5 separate regions of the Homo sapiens genome follow, and all the other regions are linked to region 4. A link is a loop called in an ENCODE intact Hi-C map of the cell type or tissue named here. Cell type or tissue: psoas muscle. All regions are shown on one strand.

Region 1 (5,000 bases), 980 kb before region 4:
TGGTTGTTTTCATTTTCATTCCCTGTAGCTATGTAATGACGAATGCAACACAGCACAGTGCATTCAGAATTTAAGACATATTTCATCGAGAACAAGAAACAAGTCTGCTTCTCTGAAGAGAAATAAATGGCAGCCAGATTAGATCCAATGATGACACATTAGTTCTATAGTAAAACATTATGCTAGATTTTGCAAATTCCAGATAAAATTTTTTTTTACAGTCTAGGTATCATAGAATTTCCTAGTAGAACTAATTTTTCATACATTTCCTTTACAGGTGGAACTGAAAAAAAAAGAGAAAACAATTTTGGCTTCCTAGAGCAAAGAGAAAATATCAAAAGGCAGATAATTAATTGCTTTACCATATAACAGCCCTTACAGCTACACCAAGAGGACAATGCCCAGTTGTTAGTATAATAGAAGCAAGGCAGAACTGCTATAAAATCAGTTAAATAACTTACTTTGTCTCGGCTGCAAACTTTATGGCTGCTGGTGGAGGCTCTGGGTGTGTATATCAATTCACAGTTTTCATCCCTTAGAGAGTACTGGGCTGCCCTTAATAGCTGTGTGATGTTAGGCAATTCACCCAGACTCTCAGGGGCTCAGTCTCCTCCTCTGTGAAATGGAGAAAATGATACACGCCTCATGGGTTTCTTTGTATAAAGTGTGTGCTTTGAATAGGGTCTAGCTGGAGTAAGTGAATAATGCACCATAGTAAAGATGTTGGTGCTGACGGTGGTACTTTGGCACCAAGCTTTCACCACCTTTTTGAATAAGCCAAGAAAGCATTGCTCAACCACTGGCCTTTGAATTCCACTGGCAAGGGTTGGGTCTCAGCCACAACTCTGGCTCTCTTCTTGGGAATTTGGCTGTGTCCCATAGTCCCACATCCACTCCTTTTATTCCATCTCAAACATCCAGCATGGCTCACATTTGGTAAGAGGTTTTGAGAGTCCTAAATAAGGAGCCCTCTTAAATTATCTGTGTCCCTAGGATATTTGAAGAACAGCCACTAAGTCCTCAGGCTCACAGCATCTTGAGCCTCTTGTTCTCCTCTGACCCTGGTGGAGTGCTTGTAAAATGGTCACCATCTATCTATGGGATTCTGGGGTCATCACCATGGGTGTATGAGGGACCACAACTGATAAGATGGGAGTTAGAATCTTGATCAGACTCACTTCTGTGCAGCTGAGACCTTTTTCTCTTAATTGAGGTATGACTGATGTACGCAAACCTGTACATATTTAATATATACACCTTGATGAGTTTGAAGATAAGTACATATACACCTGCAAAATCATCACCATAAACACTAACATAACCATCATCTCTAAAGTTTTATCTCTCTGGCCTCTTTTTATTTTTGTGTGTGTGATAAGAACTTAACATAAAACATAATTTTAAGCATATAATACAATATTGTTAACTAGATGCACTCCGCTGCATAGTAGTTCTCTAGGATTTAGTTGTCTTGCATAACTGAAACTATGTATACTTTGCAACATCTCTCCAGTTTCCCCTACCTCCAGCCCCTGAAAACCACCATTCTACTCTCTGCTTCTGAGTTTGACTATTTTATATTCTTGATATAAGTGGGATCATGTACTATTTGTTCTTCTGTGTCTAGCTTACTTCAACTAGCATAATGTCTTCCAAATTCATCCATGTTGCAGTAAATGGTAGGATCTTCATTTTCAAGGCTAAATAATATTCTTGTGTGTGTGTGTATGTATATGTATATATGTGTGTATATATATATATGTGTATATATATATGTATATATATGTATATATATATATGTATATATATATGTGTATATATATATATGTATGTATATATATATATATATATATATATAAATAGACATTTTCTTTATCCATTCGTCTCTTGGTGGACATTTAGGTTGTTTCCATTTCTTTGTCATTGTATTACTGCTGCAATTAAAGTGGGAGTGCAGACAGCTCTTCAAGGTACTGATTTCAAATTCTTTTGAGTGTACACCCAAGAAAGGAGATTGTTGGACCATATGGTAGATCTAATTTTAATTATTTGAGGAACATCCATACTGTATCCATAGTGGCTATACCAATTTATATTCCCACTAACAGTGTACAAGAATCCCCTTCTCTCCACATCCTGGCAAACACTTGTTCACTTTGTCTTTTTGGTCATAGCCATCCTAACAAGTGTTAGGTCATGTCTCATTTTGGTTTTGATTTGCATTTCTCTGATGATGAGTGATGTTGAGCACCTTATCATGTACCTGTTAACCATTTGTATGTCTTCTTTGGAGAAATGTCTATTCAGATCTTTTATTCATTTTTAAATCAGATCACTTGTTTCTTTGCTATTGAGTGGTAAGGGTTCTTATGCATTTTGCAGACATATAATTTGCCAATATTTATGCTTCTTCTGTTGTTTACCTTTTCACTTTGCTGATTGTTTCCTTTGCTGTGCAAAAGATTTACAGTTTGATATAATCACATTTGTGTATTTTTGCTTTTGTCACTAGTCATATCCAAGTAATCATTGCCAATGCCAATGTCAATAAGTTTTCCTTTGTTTTCTTCTAAGAATTTTAGAGGTTTTGGTCTTACATTTAAGCCCTTAATCCATTTGGAGTTAATTTTTGGATATGTATAAGATAAGGGTTCAATTACATTCTTTAGCATACAAATATTATTTTCCCAAAGCCATTTATTGAAGAGACTATCCTTTTTCCATTGTGTATGCTTGCCCCCTTGACCATGATCAGTTTACTGTCAATGTGTGGGTTTATTTCTGGGCTCTCTATTCTGTTTTTATGCCAATACCATACTGTTTTGACTACTGTAGCTTCATATTTTGAAATCAGCAGTCTGCTGCTTTATTATTCTTGCTCAAGATTGCTTTGGCTATTCAAAGGCTTGTAGTTCTACATCAATGTTAGGATTCTTATTTCCATTTTTTTAGAAATGTTGTTGGCATTTTTGCAGGGATTGCATCTGTTGATCACCTTGAGGAGTATGGATATTTTGACAATATTAATTATTCCAATCTATGAACATGAGACATCTTTCTATTCATTTTTTCTGTCTTCTCTAATTTCTTTCATCAATATTTTATAGCTTTCAGTGTATAGAGATTTCACCTCCTTGGTTAAATTTATTCCTAAGTATTTATTCTTTTTGATACTATCATAAATGAGATTTTTGTTTTAATTTTTTGGGTAGTTCATTAGCATAAAGAAATGCTACTGATTTTTGTATATTGATTTTGTATCCTGCAAATTTACTGAATTATTAGTTCTAACTCTTTCTTTAATGAAGACTTTAGGGTCATCGTGCCATCTTCAGAGATAATTTTACTACTTCCTTTCTTATTTGGATGCCTTTTATTTCTTTTTCTTGTCTAAAATGCTCTGGCTAGGGCTTCCAATCATATGTTGAATAGAAGTGGTGAGAGTAGGCATACTTTCCTTGTTTCTCATCTTAGAGGAAAAGTTTTCAGTTCTTCATCATTGGATATGATGTTAGCTGTGTGTTTGTCATATTTATGGTATTGAAGTGTATTCCTTCTTTACCTAATTTGTGAAGAGTTTTTATCATGAAAAGATGTTGAATTTTGTCAAATGCTTTTTCTGCATTTATTGAGATGATCATGATTTTTATTCTTCATTCTTTTATTCATTTTCAATAATGTGATGTAGCAATTGATTGATTTGCATATTGACCCGTCCTTGCATCCCATTAATTGATTATGATGTATTATCCTTTTAATGTGCTATTAAATTCAATTTGCTAGTATTTTCCTGAGGACTTTTGCATCTATGATTATCAGAGATATTGGATTATAGTTTTCTTTTCATGTGGTGTCTTTGTCTGGCTTTCATATCAGAGTAATGCTGGCCTCTTAACATAAGTTCAGAAGTGTGCTCTCTTTTTCTGTTTTTCAGAGGAGTTGTAAAAGGATTGCTATTAATTCTTCTTTAAATGTTTGATAGAATTCAATGTGAAGCCATTTGGTTCTAGACTTTACTTTGTTGGGTGGTTTTCAATTACTGATTCTATCTTGATTATTTTTGGACTGTCGAAGCTATTAATAATTCTTGATTCAATCCTGATGGGTTGTATGTTTCTATGAATTTATCCATTTCATTTAGGCCATCTAATTTATTGGCATATAATTGCTCGTAATAATCCCTTATTTCTGTGGAATCAATTGTAATATCTTCTTTTATATTTCTAATTGTATTTGAATCTTCTCTTTTTTAAAAAAATTAGTCTAGCTAGAGGTTGTCATTGTTTTATCTTTAAAGAAAACTACTCTGTTTTGTAGATTTTTTCTACTGTTTTTCCATTTTCTACTCATTATTTCTGCTCTAAATTTGATCATTTCTTTCCTTTGGCTAACTTTAGTTTGTTCTCTTACTAGTGCTTTCAGGTACAAAGTTAGGTAGCTTACTTGAAATCTTCCTTTTTTTTTAAAAAAAAAAAAAAGCAGGTGTTTATCACTGTATATGTCCCTCTTAGTACTGCATTTGCTGCATCCCATACATTTTTCAATGTTGTGTTGTCATTTGTCTCAAAATATTTTCTCATTTCTCTTTTTATTTCTTCTTTGAGTCAATGGGTGTTCATAACTGTGTTAATTTTCAGGTATTGGTGAATTTTCCCATTTTCCTTACATTATTAATATCTAGTTTCATTCTATTTTGGTTTGAAAATATATTTGGGATGATTTTAATCCTTTAAAATTTATTGAGACTTGTTTTGTGACTTAGTATGTGATCTGTCTGGAAAATGTTCCCTGGATGCTTGAGAAGAAATTATATTCTGCTGTTGCTGGGGAAATGTTCCACATGTGTTTCTTAGGTCCATTTGGTCTATAGTGTTGTCCAAGCCTATTATTTCCTTATGGATTTTTTGTCTGGATGATCTGTTACTGAAATGGGGGTATCAAAGTCTTCTACAATTATTGCATTGCCGTCTATTTCAACTTTATATCTGTCAGTGTTTCCT
Region 2 (5,000 bases), 1.3 Mb before region 4:
TTTACTTCTTGTAGTAGCCCAGGGAAGCATGAGTTATCATTACTCATTTATTTATTTATTTATTTATGAGGTGGAGTCTTGCTCTGTTGCCCAGGCTGGAGTGCAGTGGCACGATCTCAGCTCACTGCAAACTCCGCCTTCCGGGTTCACGCCATTCTCCTGCCTCAGACTCCTGAGTAGCTGGGACTACAGGCGCCTGCCACCACGCCCGGCTAATTTTTTGTATTTTTAGTAGAGACGGGGTTTCACCATGTTAGCCAGGATGGTCTTGATCTTCTGACCTCGCGTTCCGCCCGCATCCGCCTCCCAAAGTGCTGGGATTACAGGCGTGAGCCACCGTGCCTGGCCTATCATTACTCATTTATTACAGACAAGGGAATGAAGCTTAGGCACAGTCACTGCCCAGCCCAAAGTCACCCAGTTAGTATGATTTTGAATCAGAATTTGAACCCAGATCTAACACCGAAGTTCACACCCTTAACCTCTACATTATGTGAATAAAAGATGTGGAGCTACTGGTTAAATATTTGGAAAAATATGTCACACATAGAGTTAAATGTGAAAGATGAAAATGTAACAAAACCTTAGCTTTAAGGATTTTTTAGTGTTGTTTTCCTTAGAAGAAGCTAAAAGGTAAAGAAAAAAACCCAAGAATAATAATAAAAGAAAGAAATGGAATAAAGGGATTTTTAAAAATTTGAAGCCATATAAGCTTCATTTTCTATTTTTAAATAGTTATACATTTCAAAATTAGCTAAATCTATAAATTAGAATTTCAGATATCAAAGATGAAGAATATTTAAGTAATTGAGAAACTATTCACAGTATAGGTGGAAAAAGGCAGTTTGCAAAATAGTGTGTAAAGTATGATATTATTTCTATAGAAATGTATTTATATACATCAATAAAAGAAAAAAATCCCTACCACATAAATTCTATGTATGTAAAAGGCCAGCATGTGAAGAAATCTGTGACTGTTTTTCTCTCTTGTGGGACAGTTTGCTGCCAGTGCCAAGCAGAAAATGGCAACCTGGTACCTTGCAAAAATAGATGCCCGCATCTTCTTTGGCCACAGTCATTTCTTAACCTGCCAGTTCTATCAACAAGCCAAAATAACAGGCTGACTTTCGCTGTGTAGAGTTCCCATAGGATCCTGTATCTTCCTTGACCTGACAAGTCAACCCCTGTAAAAGACAAATTGGAAGGCTTGTTAACTCTCTTTTGACTCTGCCTTGACTTGGAGCGTTTGAAGGTTTAGGCTGGTTAATGATGTCTGTTTTTTTTTTTTTTTTTTACAGCGATTCAACCCAGGGCCTCATTTCTTACATAAGTGTCAGGCTGGAAGCAGGCGGTTCTTCAAGTTGGCCTCACTAACAATGTAGTGGCCTACGCACCAGCCCCCTGCTTCCCCGGGCCTGGGTGCTGAGTCAGGGATGCTCCGGGGTTCGGGAGGACTGGGATCCCGGAGCACATGAACTGGACTCCTTTTGCAAACAGCACTTAGGACTTTGCGTTCTGGTTATTTAATATGAGTCTTCCTGCCCAGTTAAAATATGTGAACGCGGTAAGATCAAACGGCCCAACAGTTCTGGATCTTATTCACCTCTGTATCCTCAACACTCTGTACTCAGTGTGATGTTGGGGAGGGAGCTCTGAACAGGGAATTCCACAAATCTTGGTTGGAATCCTTTCCACCGTAAGTCTGGGCAAGTGATGGAAGCTTTTTGAGCTTTTCTTTCATTGTCTATAAAATGGGTCTAATGAGAGTCACCTAGTGTGAGCATTAATGATACTAATTATGCAATGGCACATAGCCCAGAGCCTGGTCTAAAGGAAGCTCTCAGTTGATATGGACTGATCATGTCCCGGTGAACCTTGGGGCAGGGCCGATGGTTCCAAGTGGGAGAGGAAGCCTCCCCAGCAGTAATCCAGATATGCCACTAGGAGGCGTGCGAGTTCCATAATTGATTTATCCCCCCTCTCGGTATTAAAAGCCAGTCTTGGCCCAATTCAATCTCTGTAACTTTAACTTATTATTTAAGAGTGATAAATGGCCTGCTCCTGCATTCCTTTTCCATTCAAATCACTGTCATTAAGATTAAGACAGTGTAGCCGGCTAGTGAAGAGTTGGCACCTTTTTGTTTATTTCTTGCTGCTCTCCACGTGGGGTACCAGCTCCTTGTGAGCTGAGTACCTAAAGCTTGGCCTTCACTTTGTTCTGTGTATGCTCAACACACTTGGCTGACAGCATGTGTCTTGGGTCTTGATCCGAAGGTTTGGATTATTTGTGGGAAGGAAAGTGAAACCAATCGTGATGGATTCTATTTTATGCAACAAAAGACAGCCATCTGTAGCCCCCAAATGGGCCATGGATCCTTCTTTCTCCTGTCTTAGAAGAAGCATGCTTGGCTCCATTTTTGTTTATTGTTTCTGCCATGTTCCCTTCCAGTCCAGAGATTAGTGCACTTCCAGGCCAGAGAGCTGGGTTTGAGCCTCAGTGGGGCCTCTAGTCTCACAGATAGTTAGATTAGAATGAACCTCAGTGGAGGAGTGAGTTCACCCTTCCCTCAGATGGGCAGTCTGAGGGCCAGAGTCAGGCTAGGATCTTGAACTTCAGCTGCTTTATGGGTAGAATAAGAGTACTGGGCTGGGTATTTCCAATATCTTTCCAGCGTGGACATTTTTTCACTTTCATATCCAGATGCCATGCTCATAAGCCTAATTCTCCAGCTCACCTGAATTGTGTGAATTCCATTTATGAAGAGCAGACAGAGATGTTGTAAACATGAGTGTCACTGCGATTTATGAGTGTTGTGGCAGCCTAGCCCTAGGAGCCATGCTGGGGCTTTCTCAAAGTAGACATTACGCCTTGGAACAAGCTGTTCTGATGAGCAACACAAGGACACATCAGAGGCTCCACAACTTTCAATTGGCTTTAGAGCCTGTGATTCTCCTTTTTTACAGTCCTGTGACATTGAGACAGTATTAGCATTTACTTCCATTTGCTAAGGGCAGGACAACATGCCATGAGAAGGTACTGGTATTCTCATGGAAGCCAGTGACCAAGCTAAAGGAGAGTTGTCAGGTATTTGATGTTGATTGCAGCAAGAATATGGAGGAAAGAGCCCATGACTTGGGGCAGGGCCTGCCAGGATTTAAATCCTACCTGCCAATTACTGGCTGTGTGAATGCAGGCAGGTAACCTAGCCCCTGCCTGTAAAATGGGATAATAATAACCCACTGCTCAGGGTTGTTTTTGAGGATTGAGACGAAGGTAGTACTGTGCAAAGTGCTCATGAAATATGAGACTGTTTTTATTTCTTCTGAAGCCCAAGAATTGTAAAATACGTTTTTCTATTCTGAAATGTAGGATTAGGGTAGGGTTAGAAAAGGGAACACAATAATGTGAGAACTTGAAGAACCTCAGTGAATAGCAGCAGAGTCTGAATTAAGGACATCTGAAAATAAAAGGAGAGTGGTTGGGATTAAATGACCTGCTGATGTTGCTGAGCTCCTGAAGTTAAGGGAGCCCAGTGAAGCAGTGTTGTTGTTTGGAGATGATACCCAAGATTCGTTGTGTCACAGTCACGGAAAACTAGGACGTGGACACATAGTGAGGTTCAGAGTGGAAGTTTAATGGGCGAAAGAGAAGAGCTCTCTGCAGCAGAGAGGGGTCCTGGAGAAGTGGGTTGTTGCTTTCACTGTGAAATGTAGGAGGTTTTATAGATGAGCCTGAGGAGGCAGTGTCTGATTTACACAGGGTGCAAAGGATTGGTTGGACCAGGTGTTTCATTTGCATAGGGTGTGAGTTTCTGGCTGCCCTCACCCTAATCTTTTGTCTTGCAAATGGTTCTCTGCCTGGTTGGCGCCATGTTGTTTCTTTACAGTACACGTGGTGGCAAAAGAGAAGATGGTGCCTCCATGTTGAACATGCCTGGCCCCCAGGTAGCACTTTTCTATTGACACAGCTGCCAGCATTCACCTGTGCAGGCTTCCAGCTTGCTTATCTATGTCTGGAGCTCAATTTTTCAGGCTGCTCTTTGTTAGAAAAGAAAGGATTTTGAGGCTGCTTTTTGTTAAAAGGGAAATTCTGCCGAGGACTCTTTTACCCTCACTATCTGCCTGAGTAATTTCTTTCTAGTTCCCGTATCACCAGGAATCTGGAGTTCACTGGGGATTCCTGAAGGACTAGATTGGCAAGGATCACATTAGGCTGGTGACGGTGACTTACCTTCTATTACCAATTTGCCCAGAGTATCTATTCTCTTTCTGAGCCTTCTGCTGCATTGGGTTATGCAAACATTGGCTGAGCACCTGTGCTGAGCCAGGAACGTGTCACTGCTGGGGACATGAGGCAGCTGAGCACAGGTCCTGGCCTTCTTGGTCTGATAGGGAATACCCAGGAGAAAAGGCAAGTTCACTATTCCTACAGCAAAGGGCCTCAGTCAAGGTCTGCTCCAGCAAGGAGGGATGGTGGGGGAGCCTCCAGCCCTGCCTTCTGGATGGAGGTCAGGAAAGACCTGCCCAAGGAGGATGTGTCTAGCTTGGAGTGGGGGCTCCTGAGGGGATAGGGAGCCAATGATGGGTAAGAAGAGAGCCAGCTCCTCCTGGGGAGCAAGGTGCTGCCTGGATGGTCAGAGTTTTTGGAGGATGCTGCTCTCTTTCTCCTTCCTTTTCATGTCCAACACGAGGATCCATATTATTCCACAGAGAAAACTTAAACCCTAGTGGGAGACCCTTCTCCTGCCTTACGTTCTAGGAAGACCATTCAGCTATATCAGTGTCCTGTTTTAACTCTGACATTTGTAACTGCCTGAGGGGTTCTCTTGCCCATTGGATAAAGAAAGACCATGGCATTGTAGTGGAGAAAGAGTTTAAGAGACATAGACTAGCCATGCCACATGAGAGACGGAGTTTTGTACTCAAGTCATCTCGTGCATAGGTTAGGGGTTTTTCAAAGGTGGTTTGAAGGAAAGGGTGAGGGTGGCCAGGTAACAGGT
Region 3 (5,000 bases), 990 kb before region 4:
TGAGATGTTGCACATTCACTTTGTTGAATTAAATTCGAGAAATCTGGTGTGTATTTTCCACTTTTGGCAAACCTCAATTCAGACTAGCCACATTTCAGTGTTCGCTAGCCATGTGGCTGCGGGTCTATAGCAGACAGCACAAGTTCAGTGCTTGTAAGATTACGCATTGAAATCGAATAGAATGGAAAATTTCAGACAGCATTGCTCATAGTAAATAATTTTTTCTAGGGACTTAAAATGTGCTTTTGAGCAGGGAGTCATGGTAGAAAAAAAAAAAAACTTGAAAGCTGATGTAGTACAGCACATTGATTCCTTCCAGCACACGTGTCTATGGAGCTGTACTGAAGACGACTGTAATCTTGGCAACATGAAAGAGCTCCCAGGTACACTTCTCTGGCCATGCATTGACCGTTAGGCTCACTACTTCTTGATATCTATTCAAGGCTTAGCTAGTCATCACATAAGACATTAGAGGATTGCTTGAAGGACATATAGCTCACCAATCTGCACATATGCTAAAACCTCCCTGCACCCAGCCAGATAAACAGAGATAGGGCCCTCAACATTAATCAGCTTATTCTTTCTATAATTTGACTTTGCTGTGACACCATCATAATAGGGTTCAAAGTGGTTACAAGAAACAGCATTGTCAGCATGTATATGGACATTCTAATGCATTAATGGGAGGAATGTGCGTTGGTATAACACTTCTGGTGGGCAATTCAGTTACGTGTATCAAAAAATTTCAAAACTTCTGTGTCTTTTGGTCCAGCACTTCCAGGAGTTTATTCTTTCATGTCCAGGAATAAATGGAAGTAATACAGATGGTCCCCAACTTAATGATGGTTCTGCTTAAGAGCCTTGGACTTGACTATGGTGCAGAAGCAATATGCATGGTATAGTAGTAACCATACTTTCAGTACCTACACCATCATTCTGTTTTTCACTTTCAGTATAGTATTCAAGAAGTTACATAAGCTATTCGACACTTTCTAATAAAATAAGTTTTGTGTTAGATAATTTTGCCCAGCTGTAGGCTAATGTAAGTGTTCTGAGCATGTTTAAAATAGGCCAGGCTAAGTTATGATGTTCAGTAGGTTAGTTGGATTAAATGCATTATCAACTTAGGATATTTTCAACTTATGATGGGTTTATGAGGACATAACCCCATTGCCTAAGTCACGGAATTCTTGTATATGTGTGCGTAAAAATTCAGCTACACTAAATGCAATGTGATATGTTTATTTGGATCCTGGAACGGAACAGGGACATTGGTAGAAAAGCTAATGAAATCTGAATAAAGTCTGGAGTATAGTTAATGTTAACATACCAATGTTGGTTTTTCAGTTATGACAAATGTACCATGGTAATATAAGATGTTAACATTAGGGGAACTCTATATTATGGGAACTCTATACTGGCTGCAACTTTTCTGCAAACCTAAAATACTTCTAAAATAAAATGTTTATTAAAAATATTCATCCATAAGGATCTGCAGTGCAGTGTGCCGTAAGAGCAAAAAGTTGGAAACAACCTAAATATCCAACCACTGACGCTTGCTTAAATAATTTTAATTTTATTCATAGAATGGAATAGCAGATAGTCATCCAAATGATGTTTTAGAATTCTATTTGTTAACAAAGATGTTCATAATATGTAAAGTGAAAAAGCAATTTTCAAAATATTATTATTTTATTAAAATGTGTACATAAAGAGAATTGACAGAATGTACTGAGTCATTGGGATTAAAGGAGATTAAATCTGTGTGTGGATGTGTGTACATATGTTTACTAGTTTTTAAATACAGGGCTTATGTTGGTTTTGTAATAAGAATTTTTAAAGTTTGTTTTTTTTTACTTTGCAAAAGTGAAATGGGTGAGTCAGACTGTTCTGACACAGGGCTGACAGTGATGAGTGTAGTCTCACCACAAACTTGAAAATAAGGGACATCAGATTGCACTCTGGGAATTAGGCTCAGAAATCAACATAGAAAGTATTAGTTTTGAGTGGGGCAAAATCTCTTTAAAGAATCAGAATGACTCACGGGCCAGAATTAGTCCTGGCTACAGCCAAACTTGACATTCAGAAATGTAGTTCAGAATGTGTCTGTCAGAACGGAGTTGGTACGGAACAAACTCAGCTAAAGGAGGGTCACAGAGGGTGCCAGTGTCATCTCAGCAGCCTTATGATGACACATCTGGTCAGACTGGCCTCAGTTTCTCTCTCTCTCTGATAAGTCTGTCCTGCAATGAGACAGAAGTGTCATCTGTTATCCCGCCTCTGACCACTAAACATTTTGATCATCCAGTTAATTCTCTGCCACTAATCAGGGTGAGGCCCACGAAAGAGCCTCTGGTTACTTGACTCTCCCTGTAGGCTGCCCACAGCTGGTCAGGCTGACACGAGCACCCATCCCCTTGACAATGAGTTTCCTCATTGCGAACGAGCAGATTTGGCAGCTAATTTGATGAATGTCTCTGTGCGCATTACTAGTGTGAGTCAGTGCTCTGGGCCCAGTCAAATCTGTAGCTCTGACAGGAGGAATTTATGAGCCTGTGAGGGGAAGGGCCAGAACATGGACCCTGTGAATTGCCCATAATAACGGTTCCCTTTGGGTCTTGTCAGGCACCCCCTTGGCCTCTTCTCAAAGATCCAAGCGGCATTTCCCCTGGGATGTAGTGGCTCACTCATTTCGTTTATAATGCTTCTCCCAGCCCAACCATCTGGCATTGGGAAAACCTGCCTAGTCCCCTTGGGTTAGGGCAGCAGAGTCCAGTGAGATGAGTGAGTCCTACAGGAACCTGGTAAAATAACTCAGATAAACATGGGAACCCAACAAACTTCCACCGAGGGTTGAATAGTTCCCAGACATCAAGCTTGGTGGAGATCCTTCATGTTCACTGTTCATGATGGCTCTGTCGTGGCACGAAAAGCATTAGACATGGAGTCATCAGATTTTGTTTCTATGGCTTTGGCCTAATTATCTGGGTGACTCTGCACCAGTCAATGTTTTGACGTCTTGACCATAAAATCAAGGATAGCAATACCTACCACACAGCATTGTTATAAGTTCAGTTGCTATGATGGATAGTACAGCACAATAGAAACTAGAAAGAAATGTACAAATAAAAAGTACAGTCATGTGCCACATAATGATGTTTGGTCAACTGTAGACTGCGTATGTGACAGTGGTCTCACAAGATTATGATGGAGCTGAAAAATTCCTGTCATCGAGTGACAGTATAGCCATCATAATTACTCACATGTTTATGGTGCTTCTGAGGTAAGCAGCGACGTGCTGTACAGGTTTGTATCCCAGGAATAATAGGCTATGCCATATAGCCTAGGTGTGTAGTAGCTTATACCATCTAGATTTGTGTTAAGTGCACTTTATGATGTTTGCACAACCATGAAATCACTTAACGACAATTTCTCAGAACATATCCCTGCTGTTAAGCAACGTGTGACTGACTGTATTGTTATTTCTCTTTTCATGAGTCATAATTCAAATGTGTGTGTGTGAGCAATTTTTTGAAATGCAAACAAATTGGAAAGTTTTATGTCCTGGAAAGTGGAGAGCTGATTTAGTTTCTGATCGGGTATGGAAATACATCAATTACTAAAGAGATAGCAAGCAATTCCTTAGTGTGCATAAAACTTCATAATTGAATATTTAACTTATATTAAGTATCCAATAACTGGGTTTTGTTCTGAATGCTAGCATTGCATCCAGATTCGATTCTACATAGTGTTTTTAAGATGCAGTTTCACCAAAGAGATTCTTTTGCTGCCATAATTCCAAAGCCCTGGTTAAGGCCTCTCCAATCTAGGAGCCCCTGTAATTCTTATGATTTTGTCTGCACTTAGAGACGTGTTGATTCTCTTGTCGGGCCCATGTCCTACATCTTGTATATTATGTTCACTTATGATTGTTCCACGGCCACACAGGGTTCAGCAGGAGAAAGACCCTGGAGTTGTAGTCAAAAGACCCTCAATGTGTGCATATCTCAGATTCCTATCTATAAAATGAGATAAATGATTTACTTTGCATGATATGGTTTAAATGGAACACTGAATTGTTATTGGATTCTTACTTTGTTCCATAAAACTGTAACACTCATCATTTTATTCTTATTTCAAAGACCGAGACATTGTGTAGGGCAGGTAGACCTCCTAACCTAGACCATGTGATGCTAGGCCACCATCCTGGTGAGGCTTTGGGGCTTGGACTTGTCCATCAACAGAACATTTCCTGCTGGTTGAAGCAACTGCTTCTATTCTGGAAGAGCTCTGGTTCTGATATTCTTTCTATAAATAAGAATGACTAACACTGATGGAGCACTTACTCTGGGCTAGTCATTGTTCTAAGAACTTTATATAAATTAGTTCACTTAATCCCCACAACAGCCCTATAAAACAGGTACTCATTTTCCCCCGCCAACGTTTTTTTAGAGAAAAGGAAATAAAAACAGACAGTTGGTCACTTGCTCACCCAAGAATTAAGTGGAGAATCTGGGATTTGAACACAGACCTCCACTGTACTATATGGCCCTGTATGAAAAAGAGTATTTGTCCCTATCATTGGACAGATGAGCACAGAAGAATGCTAAACACTGGTCTTTCATTAGTAGACCCTGTATTTAACACACACTAAGTTTTACTCTACTGCACAAGCCCAAATGGCTTCCTTGTGGATCCTGGTTTTTCCAGATACCATATGAAGGGGTTTGATAAAGTAGTTTCTAAAAGACTTTCATAGCAATATTCAATAATTTCATGGCTCAGAAATTTACACCAAGCTAAAATGCCTGGTCTACTTCCTGTGACAAATATATGGTAATTTATCCATGATTTTATCTTTCCAAAGGTTGTTGAAAGCATTTTTTCTACTGAGAAAATCCTTTTCTAATTTTGCCAATTTTTCCAGAGGATGGGGATATTTTAAAGAAAATTGGTTCTGGTGATCTGGTCAAATTTGTTTCAGATCTGGTCTGCTTATT
Region 4 (5,000 bases):
CCCCACAAGCAGAAGGTTTTATTTTAAATTCCAAGAATATGATGGTCAAAATTGCTGGGAAGATTCTGATTTAGGGTTGTCACTGCAGAGCATTTCCATGTCAATGTAAGTAGGTACCCAAAGTCGTTTAGGTGCAGCATTCAGTAACGTAAAGGTAAAGAAAAAAAAAGTAGCCACCTGTGGCTTTTTATCCCCAGTCGTAGTAGGAATAAGATTGCATGGTTTGGGCACACTACCAATCACAATTTCCAAATTTCATTTCCACCACTGAGATGCCTTGACTCAAATGAAACATTAGTATAGGTTTAGGTGGTGTTTGTGTGTTTTTGGTGAAACATTAGTATAGGTGTAGGTGGTGGTTGTGTGCTTAACTGACCCCCTAAAAACAAGACCAAATACTTAAGCACGGAATGTATTTCTGTTTATGATATGGAATTCAATACACCCCTTCAGTGGTATAAAGACATTCCTGGATTTCTTTAGGATAGGGTCAGAGTTGGTTTACTATCTGGCCTTCAGTTTTTAAAAGGGGCGATTCTTTGATATAGCAATAGCGTCAATTTTTTTTTTCTTTTACCTTTACAGGTGAGAAACCTTACCACTGTGACTGGGACGGCTGTGGATGGAAATTCGCCCGCTCAGATGAACTGACCAGGCACTACCGTAAACACACGGGGCACCGCCCGTTCCAGTGCCAAAAATGCGACCGAGCATTTTCCAGGTCGGACCACCTCGCCTTACACATGAAGAGGCATTTTTAAATCCCAGACAGTGGATATGACCCACACTGCCAGAAGAGAATTCAGTATTTTTTACTTTTCACACTGTCTTCCCGATGAGGGAAGGAGCCCAGCCAGAAAGCACTACAATCATGGTCAAGTTCCCAACTGAGTCATCTTGTGAGTGGATAATCAGGAAAAATGAGGAATCCAAAAGACAAAAATCAAAGAACAGATGGGGTCTGTGACTGGATCTTCTATCATTCCAATTCTAAATCCGACTTGAATATTCCTGGACTTACAAAATGCCAAGGGGGTGACTGGAAGTTGTGGATATCAGGGTATAAATTATATCCGTGAGTTGGGGGAGGGAAGACCAGAATTCCCTTGAATTGTGTATTGATGCAATATAAGCATAAAAGATCACCTTGTATTCTCTTTACCTTCTAAAAGCCATTATTATGATGTTAGAAGAAGAGGAAGAAATTCAGGTACAGAAAACATGTTTAAATAGCCTAAATGATGGTGCTTGGTGAGTCTTGGTTCTAAAGGTACCAAACAAGGAAGCCAAAGTTTTCAAACTGCTGCATACTTTGACAAGGAAAATCTATATTTGTCTTCCGATCAACATTTATGACCTAAGTCAGGTAATATACCTGGTTTACTTCTTTAGCATTTTTATGCAGACAGTCTGTTATGCACTGTGGTTTCAGATGTGCAATAATTTGTACAATGGTTTATTCCCAAGTATGCCTTAAGCAGAACAAATGTGTTTTTCTATATAGTTCCTTGCCTTAATAAATATGTAATATAAATTTAAGCAAACGTCTATTTTGTATATTTGTAAACTACAAAGTAAAATGAACATTTTGTGGAGTTTGTATTTTGCATACTCAAGGTGAGAATTAAGTTTTAAATAAACCTATAATATTTTATCTGAATAATGTTTTTTATTGTTTTGTTTTCCTCCTGGAAAAATATGAACAGTGTTTGGTTTAAACACACCGGGTTAATAAGGCATGTAAGAAGCACGCACAAAAAAGCCAACTTTATGTCAACAAATTAAAATACCTTTTTTTATTAAAAAAAAACTATTTAGTTTTACCATAAATACTATCAATATAGGGCTGAGAACTCTTGATTATTGTACGTTTAAAAATTACAAGATTAAAAACCCAGTTCAGGTTTGCTCTTTCCAAATGTACGTAAAGCTACGTGAAAGCAGTTTCCTTACCTATGATTTTCCCAGTAGAAACAGCTTAATCATCCTTAAATTTGCTCAGTTTAGTATGAAAATATTTATGAAATATATACATTTCAGTTTCATATTTGAAAAAAATCTTTATGGTTTGTCTTTTAAAGTAAATAAAAATAAAAAAGTTTTCTGTGGAGGCCTGTCCCAGCACCCCTCACATCTGAGTAACAAAAGAACCTTCCTACAGCAGACAACCCTAAGAACGTAGTTCCACAGTGCCCTCCTGAGGATTAAAGGGTTCATTTATGCTTGGTGTGTGTTAAAGATACATCACTTCTACTAGTTACAGCCTTAAAGAGGTCAGAACCAAAGTTTCTGGCAGATTGTTTTAAAGCTAAATCAGTTCCCCTGACTGAAGGTGGGAAAACAAACTGAAATAAAATAATTTAAAAATTATTCAAATTCATAAAACTAAGTGTAAAGTAAGATGGTGTTATGGTAAGTTTGTAGCGTTTATATTAGAAGTTTTAATATTAAAACTCAAAACTGCCCTGTTAGAATCTGAAGTTCTTGAGATGGGTGCCTGAAAGATTGAAATTCATTTGGGGCTATCGCAAAATGGAAAAAGCATTTGTGACACTTGTTGACACCTTATATACTTGTAATAGTGATGTGGGTGACTAAACATCATCAAGGGGACAGAGCTCACTGCTCACTGGCATTTTTTTTAGAGTGCTTATTAACTATTGATTGTATCTAGTGTCCAGAGGTGCGTTTGTACCATGGGTACATGTAATAAATGAAATAAAAAATGGATGTTTATAAGAGGCTTATGGTAGATCAGCACAAGGTATTTTCTTTGGCTTTTGAGAGTCCACCATGACTGGAAAGCATAGCATGTGTCTCTGCTTAAAAGAAAACAGGTGCATCAATAGGATGGAATTTTATGTGGCCAAGAACATATTCAAAGCATATTTAATGACATGGAAAAATGCTCATAGTAATGTTAAGTGGAAAAAGCAGGATATAAGACTATCAACAGTACCAATTCAACTGTGTACATTTAAGTGTATGTGTGCTTTGAAGGAGAGAGAGAGAAACAAAAGGAAATTAAGAGAAAACCCTAGAAGGAACTGCCAAAATATTCATACTGGTTTTCTCAGTTTTAATTTTCTTTTCTTTTTTTTTGAGATGGATTCTTGCTTGTCACCAAGGCTGGAGTGCAGTGGTGTGATCTCGGCTCACTGCAATCTCCACTTCACAGGTTCAAACGATTCTCCTGCCTCAGCCTCCTGAGTAGCTGGGATTACAGGCGCCCACCACCACACCCGACGAATTTTTGTATATTCAGTAGAGACAGGGTCTCACCATGTTGGCCAGGCTGGTTTCGAACTGCTGACCTCAAGTGATCCGTCCACCTAGGCCTCCCAAAGTGCTGGGATTACAGGCATAAGCCACCGTGCCCAGCCTAAATTTTCTTTTTTGAAGTTTTCAAATATTCTAAAACAGCTATAGTAAGTTTGAAAAACTTTTTCATAAGAATGAAGATATAAAGAACAATTAAAATTATTTAAACAAAAAGCCCTCATTAGAACACATTATTCTGTAAATTATGTTTAGATTTCTTTAAGTTTAAATTTCTTAAATTTCTGTTAAATTGTGGTTGGTTGCTTTTGTAATCCACCTCTGTTATACAGAATCTTTTGGCACACGGTGTATGAAAATGACTGAAAAATGCCATCTTTATATTTGCTAAGTGCATATTATCTCGAATAGAAGAAACATGCATAAACTATCAAGAATTTTAAATTTATTTAAAATTTTCTGATGTCATAGATTAACATTCCTCTACGTTAACTTTTTCTTTATTCTTAATTTTTATTTAATTCTTTTTCTTCAGCTTTTAAGTTCAGGGTACATGTGCAGGATGTGAAGGTTTGTTACATAGGCAAACATGTGCCATGGTGGTTTGTTGCACCTAGATATTAAACCCAGCATCCATTAGCTATTCTAACTGATGCTCCCTCTCCCCAACCCCTATTTTTTTAATTTTTAATTTAATTTTAAAAAATTTTATAGAGGCAGGGTCTCACTATGTCGCCCAGGTTTGGTCTCGAACTCCTGAGCTCAAGCAATCCTCCTGCCTCGGCCTCCCAAAGTGCTGGGATTACAGGCATGAGCCATAGCACCCAGCCTACATTAACTTTTTCTAGCCTGAAAAAGAAAGCTTCAATATCTAAAATGAATGAGGAAGATTTCCCAAAACTGTGACCAAACAAAATACTATTCGACATACGCCAATAGCTAAATTATTTACTCTGGGACCTATCAGCTGTGGGCTCCTAGGTGTGCTGTCATTATGGTGTTACAGAGCCGTTTATACACTATACAATAAAGAGTACCTAATAATTGTGATGCCTGCTTATTATATTTTCCTTATGACACTTAATTTTACTGTTTCTTATTTTAACTTGTGTGCCTACACACACAAAGGATTAACAATGATGTTTCCTACACACATCAACAGACTTTCAGTCCACCTATTTTCCAGCAAAATGTCTCTTCTGATAAAATTCTTTCTGCCTGAAAACGTATTTGACTCTTGCTATCCTGTTTCAGTTTGTAAAACAAAACAGATGCTTTCACTATCTCAAGTAGGATGGTCATGAGGAATATTTCTTTTTCTTCCAAAAATTGTTCCAGGCCGGGTGTGGTGGCTCACACCTGTAATCCCAACACTTTGTGAGGTTGAGGTGGGAGGACTGCTTGAGGCCAAGAGTTTGAGAGCAGCCTGGGAAACATAGCAAGACCTCATCTCTATCAAAAAAAAAAAAATCAATGAAAAAGTGTTACAATTTTTAGAAACATGAAATGCTCTTCACAGTTGGAGATTGATAATTTTTACATATAATTTATTTCCATATAAGGAAGCCCAGGGGAGGTAGTCTTTATGCTACAGAAGCAAGTCCACAGAGAAAATATTAAAACAAGCAGTGGTGGTACCTGTTGTACTTCAACAAATGGGAGTATCTAAATTTAGCAGCCTGTATCAGCCACCTGTCCTATTAAATGTTCTGGCTTCTGAA
Region 5 (5,000 bases), 790 kb before region 4:
CTTGTTTTCTGTGTGCTTCTGTTTAAGGACACCGTGTTTTAGTGTATATTGTCGATTCATTAACGTTGAACTCATGGCCAATAGCACTATAAGCTCAAGCCTGAATGAAATTTATCTAACACAAGTATTTTCTCCGTAAGGCACATCACAACCTTCTTGCACTTAGGAACGCTAGATAGCACTTCAGTACTATGCTTGGCGGTCATTTTAAACAGTGACATCACCAACAAAAAATGGGAAAAGCATGGCACCAAACAGACTGTGAAGAGGACACATGTTTACATCATGAAAGCTGAAACCAGAAGACAGTGTCTTATTCAACCTCAGCTGAGAACAGGTGTTTTGGGCAACTCAAATTTTTCACTGCTCTGCACATGTTTATGAATAACTTTGAAATTGCCATATTGATTTTAGGGTTACAAATAAATTTAGCAAGTAAACAAATTCACAGACGCAGAATCCAAGAATAATGAGAACCGACTGTATATTCAATCATTGGGCAAATATTAATTGTGTGCCTACTATGTGCCGGACACTGTTCTAGTCACTGGGGATTCAGCAGTGAACAAAACAAAGCCTCTGTGCTCCTGGACCTAACATTCTGGGGAAAGGGTAAATGCAGGTAGTAAAGTACATCATGGTCAAGATGGTGATAATCTATGGAGACAGATCACACTGGGAGTGGAGTAGGGAGGGATTAGTGGAGTGTTCTGTGAACACTCAAGGAAATCAGTTCATATGGACATGTGTGGAAGGAGCAATTTGGGAAGTAGGGACACGCAGTGTAGATGCTGAGCAAGAAGCCAGGATGGCTGCAGTTGGGGGTGGCAGAGAGGAGATGAGATAAAGACTGGGTTGGCAAATGATGTAGGATTCTCTGACTTCAGAACCTGGGCTCTTGAAAGGAACATGGGATGAAGATGCAGTATGAGCACTGGGGTGCATTCTAAGTTGTCATAAGGTTGGCAAACGAAAAAGACTGTGAGCTTTTGCTCTTGAGAAAGGTTCCAGTAAGATCCAAAGAAAGAATCTTCGCAAAGGGGTGGAGGCTTCGCCAAGGCCCCCAGACCTCTACTTCATCTGAAGCTTCAGGGTGGGTCACCTGAGGATGCCTCTTTTAGGGAAGTGACTTCAAATCAGCTTGGGATTGGAGGAGACTCTCTGGGAGATAATCTGGCCCAGAGCTGCAATACTGAGGACAATTTCATCAGCATTGACAGTGCATCTGAGGAGAGGCTGGTCACAGCAAACAAACCATCACCCAGGACAACAGGAGTGAAGGCAGAGAGCAAGTCTGCACAGTAAGATTAGCTTGTACAAAAACACTGCTCAACCAACTCAGCTCTGCTCACTGCACTCATCAGAATATGAATGCCACAGCCCATGTTGGAGTCAGTTGCAAAACTCATCTGCAGTTAGACATCCTAAGACTCAACCCATACCACTGACTGATATGGAAACTGAGGCCCAGCAAGGGAAACTAATGAACATCCCATCAAACACCAAGGGAGGGGCTGAACCAGGATGGAAACTTAGCTCTGGCCAAACCATCATTCTAGACAGTTATTCCTAGAGTTAAAAAAAAGAAGAAATTTCACAGAATTCCCAGGTTTGCAGAAAAGCCACTGATTGAGCTGCTGTGTTTGTGTCCATGCAAGCAACTGCAGCCACCTCTACAATTCAGTTTAGTGACTTTATTTATTTATTTATTTAGGCAACCTGGCCATTCAACATCTGCCTCTTGGAGGGCCCTGTGGAAAACTGTGTGGCCATAATGTGAGCCACTCCCAAGAGAAAGGTTCTTAGTCAGCAAAGGTGGTCACGCTAGTTGGAAGAGTCAAAAGGAATTAAACTCCTGTCCCATGATCTTTAGATCTAACAGAGGCACTGGTTCCCTCTTTCAAAGCTTTTTGTAGGAAGGCCTGTCATTTGTGAGGCTCTCTGGCTTCAGGCTTCTGCCTATCTTCTGCGAGGCACTGAATCCCAAAAGAAGTGGAAAGTGGTTGGTCGGGGACAGTGGTGTGCTGGTAGACCCGCTCTCTGGGGGATGGTAAAGGAAAGCCTTGGTTTCCTGCATTTGCCCGATATCTGTGGTGCAAATACTTTCCCCATGGTGGCTTTCAAGCTACCAAGGATTCACAACCGGCTCACAGAATTCCTGAAAATTTAACAATCCACTCTCATGCGCCTGCTGCAGCCATTTCCAGCCCACCTCTGTAGCTCTCTAAACAGCAGGGCCTCATGGATGAGACTAGAGAGGGGAGATGTAGCTGGCTCTGTTTAATTCTGTGAGGTCAAACCACACCTGGGAGGGTGTGTCTGGTTTCAAAGCCTACATTGTAAGAGGAACATAGGCACACTGAAAATTGTTTGATTTGGGCAAGAAGCAATTTCGTCTGAAAAGCCCACCGGGAGACCTATTGCTGGAATGAGAATCCAGGGGAAGAAAAACACAGGGTATCCTGGCCATTGTTTCCAAATCTCTGTGGGGCTGTAAGGTACTTTTCCTGAGGCGTGGAATCTGAACAAATGGGTTGGGGAGGCGTCTAGAACCGGGATGCTGATTTCAGCTCAACCTAGGACTTTTCCGATAAAGCCACCCAGAGAAAGGCAGAGCTGCCTGGCACCATGAGGAATGCCATCACTAAAAGAATAGCATAAAGAACATAGGGCACCCACTAGGTGGGGCTGTGACCGTGGGGACTCCAGGGGCCCCTTCTAGTTCCTGGGGTCTGATCCTGCAATGGACTCTTCTTCCTTTTCCTAGGTAGCCAGTTTTATCTTCTCACTTTCCACTCCCCTTTTCTCTTTCTCCTCTTTCCTGGGCTCTTTTTCTTAGCTGCCTTTAGCCTCTTTACTGGGTTGATCTTCCTTCTGGGACATTGACCTCTAGAGCTTCCTGCACAGAGCGGACTCAGCCCCTTCTCTTTCTCAGGACCCACTTACACCCCCGGGGGAGAGAGCAGGGGCCCTCCTTGTCTTATTTTTCCTTGCTTTCTCTTCTCTCTTCCAACATTCTCAGCTCCACATTTGTGATTGAAGAAGGGCAAATAAACAAATTGAAACTGAAACTGAGCATTGGCCATAAAGTGAGGACATCTGGGAGGCTTGTAAGGAAATTTACATGCTTGCCTGGTTTCAGGTTGCATATTTTGTGTTGCCTGGTAACAAGCCCAGCGTTCCCTTTCATGCTTTATTCTCCTCCTATCCCCTGTTTATAGTGTAATTACCACTGTGACATCATAATCCCTCATTGAACAGCTGTCAGGGGGGCCCAACTGCTGAGTAAACAGGGCTTTATAATCTCTCCTCCCATGGGCTGGTTTACTAAATAGATCAATATTTGGTTTGTAGGCACAGAGATTAGGAGGTGGAAATGTCTTTTGAAAAAGCCCAATCTCTTCCCAGGGCCCTGAGTGCACCTGAGAATGCTGAAAAGAAAAGCCAAGTTCACGGACAAAAAAAGAATCACCCAAGCTGCTTTCACCTGCCTGCGATTTCCCAGGAAGCCAGTTTGTCTTTAAGAAGTGAGACCCATTTGAGAATGAGTAATGTCTTAGGCTCTTTAGTCTAATGCTTAGAGAATTCCACTTTCTTCTTTCGCTCGGCCTCCCCCTGAGCTCCCCTTTCTCTGTCCCCAACTCCATTTTATTTAATCTTTCTAAATGGATATTGTAGCCTCAGGGACTAAAAGAATGACACATGGATAAACAGGAACTAAGCTCCTAAGCTTTTCCCCTACCTGCCATCTTCCTCACCACGCATGAGGATTAGAAGCATCACAAAGAAAGCAGTCTCGGAAGTTTGTCAAATAGAGATTTCTGGGTGATGGTTTGGGAAAGGATGATTTAGATCGTGCCTCTCCTGGGTCGGGAAAGTGACTGAAACACATAACAGCAGAGAACTTGAAGTGCTGGTTTGAGCTTCAGGAGATGTGAGTTCTAGCCCCAGTGCTGCCTGTGATTTTCTCTGTGACCTGGGACAAGTCCCTTGTGGATACGACAGGATATGCGGGCTACAGGGATCTCTGAGGCTTCTCCCAGGTAGGCAAAGTGGAGTGTCAGACTAAGCTGGGCTCAAAAGTTTGTCCTGACACTAGTTAACAGCAAAGTCTTCAAATCACAGGCAACTCTTAAGAGTTGCACTTGCTTCGCTGTAAAAAACGGGAGAATTAATGAATCACTGTGAAGACTAAATGAGATAATGGATGGGGCACACCTCACTGGGTGTGTGATACTTGGTAGGTGTCTTTTTAAAGCATAATTCCTATAAAAACCAAAACTATGGTTTAAAAAAAGGCTTGGAGGTAAAAATTAGAAGGAAAGGAAAGTAAAAGAATAATAACAATCAACACCAGTGTAAGCCATTCACAAGACACAAAGTCCCTTTCACGTATATGATCTTAGGTAATCTGGGCAACAACCTTGAAGAAGAGAAAAGCACCACATTTATTGATCTCTTTGAGTGGGCCATTCACTGTCCTAGTTTTTCACAATCATCTTGGTGGGTAATTTTCCTATTTTGAAGGCCAGGGTCCAAGATTACCCAACTGGTGAGTGTTGGAGCCAGCTCGGGTGATTTTGGTTTGAAACCTCTAAATCCCATGACACAGAAGTGGCAGGATCAATGTGGAAAGCAAGGCAGCAAAATGATGAGGTACTAAAAACTAATGACCTAGATGAAGGAAAGAAATATTTACACAACATCATATGCTTCTTTCACAGTTGTCATGCAACATCATAGTACTTTGCTGATTCAGTCATTTCACAGAGTAATTAGCGTCTGTCTCTGAAAAATAAAATACTGCAATTGGCTGCCGTCTCTAGGACTTTGTGACTTCCTTTGGACAGGTGGTTGCAAAAAGCCTACACCTTTAAAAGTGCCCCCTGAAAGTTAATGAATCACTGTGAAGACTAAATGAGATAATGGATGTGACACAACTCTCTGGGTACCCAGAATGGAGGAGATGGTAGGCCATGGCAGATGGTAGGGGAGAAGCT

Evidence for each region. Peaks named below come from ENCODE experiments on the same cell type or tissue, not always from the same donor. Only the 100,000 strongest peaks of a DNase experiment are listed, where the experiment ranks them.
Region 1: it touches region 4 in a loop (5-fold over the local background); 9 of 110 quality-filtered maps call a loop at or near these places.
Region 2: it touches region 4 in a loop (4-fold over the local background); 36 of 110 quality-filtered maps call a loop at or near these places.
Region 3: a loop joins it to region 4, with 2.6 times the contacts of the local background. A loop is called at or near these places in 9 of 110 quality-filtered maps.
Region 5: a loop joins it to region 4, with 7 times the contacts of the local background. A loop is called at or near these places in 68 of 110 quality-filtered maps.

Annotation. Positions count from the first base shown.
Region 1 is chr9:108,459,942-108,464,941 of GRCh38, reverse strand. No RefSeq gene overlaps it. Among named protein-coding and RNA genes, the nearest start is that of ACTL7B, 390 kb to the left of the region's middle. In psoas muscle, no CTCF peak of the experiment used is centred here; no DNase peak of the experiment used is centred here.
Region 2 is chr9:108,758,920-108,763,919 of GRCh38, reverse strand. No RefSeq gene overlaps it. Among named protein-coding and RNA genes, the nearest start is that of ACTL7B, 95 kb to the left of the region's middle. In psoas muscle, a CTCF peak has its summit at 1,933; a DNase peak (open chromatin) is centred at 1,909.
Region 3 is chr9:108,476,100-108,481,099 of GRCh38, reverse strand. No RefSeq gene overlaps it. Among named protein-coding and RNA genes, the nearest start is that of ACTL7B, 380 kb to the left of the region's middle. In psoas muscle, CTCF peaks have their summits at 2,095 and 2,308; a DNase peak (open chromatin) is centred at 2,399; H3K4me3 peaks cover 390 bases; H3K27ac peaks cover 2,369 bases.
Region 4 is chr9:107,481,512-107,486,511 of GRCh38, reverse strand. It overlaps KLF4 (KLF transcription factor 4), which reads left to right. Exons shown (of 5, transcript NM_004235.6): 5 at 586-1,660. The coding sequence ends at 761. Among named protein-coding and RNA genes, the nearest start is that of KLF4, 5.8 kb to the left of the region's middle. In psoas muscle, a CTCF peak has its summit at 2,202; no DNase peak of the experiment used is centred here; H3K4me3 peaks cover 2,718 bases; H3K27ac peaks cover 1,875 bases.
Region 5 is chr9:108,270,407-108,275,406 of GRCh38, reverse strand. The region is part of intron 4 of LOC105376214 (a long non-coding RNA gene); the gene reads left to right. LOC105376212 (a long non-coding RNA gene) reads left to right here. Exons shown (of 3, transcript XR_930235.3): 1 at 1-4,043. Among named protein-coding and RNA genes, the nearest start is that of ACTL7B, 580 kb to the left of the region's middle. In psoas muscle, a CTCF peak has its summit at 2,687 (motif pointing right); a DNase peak (open chromatin) is centred at 2,676; H3K4me3 peaks cover 514 bases; H3K27ac peaks cover 622 bases.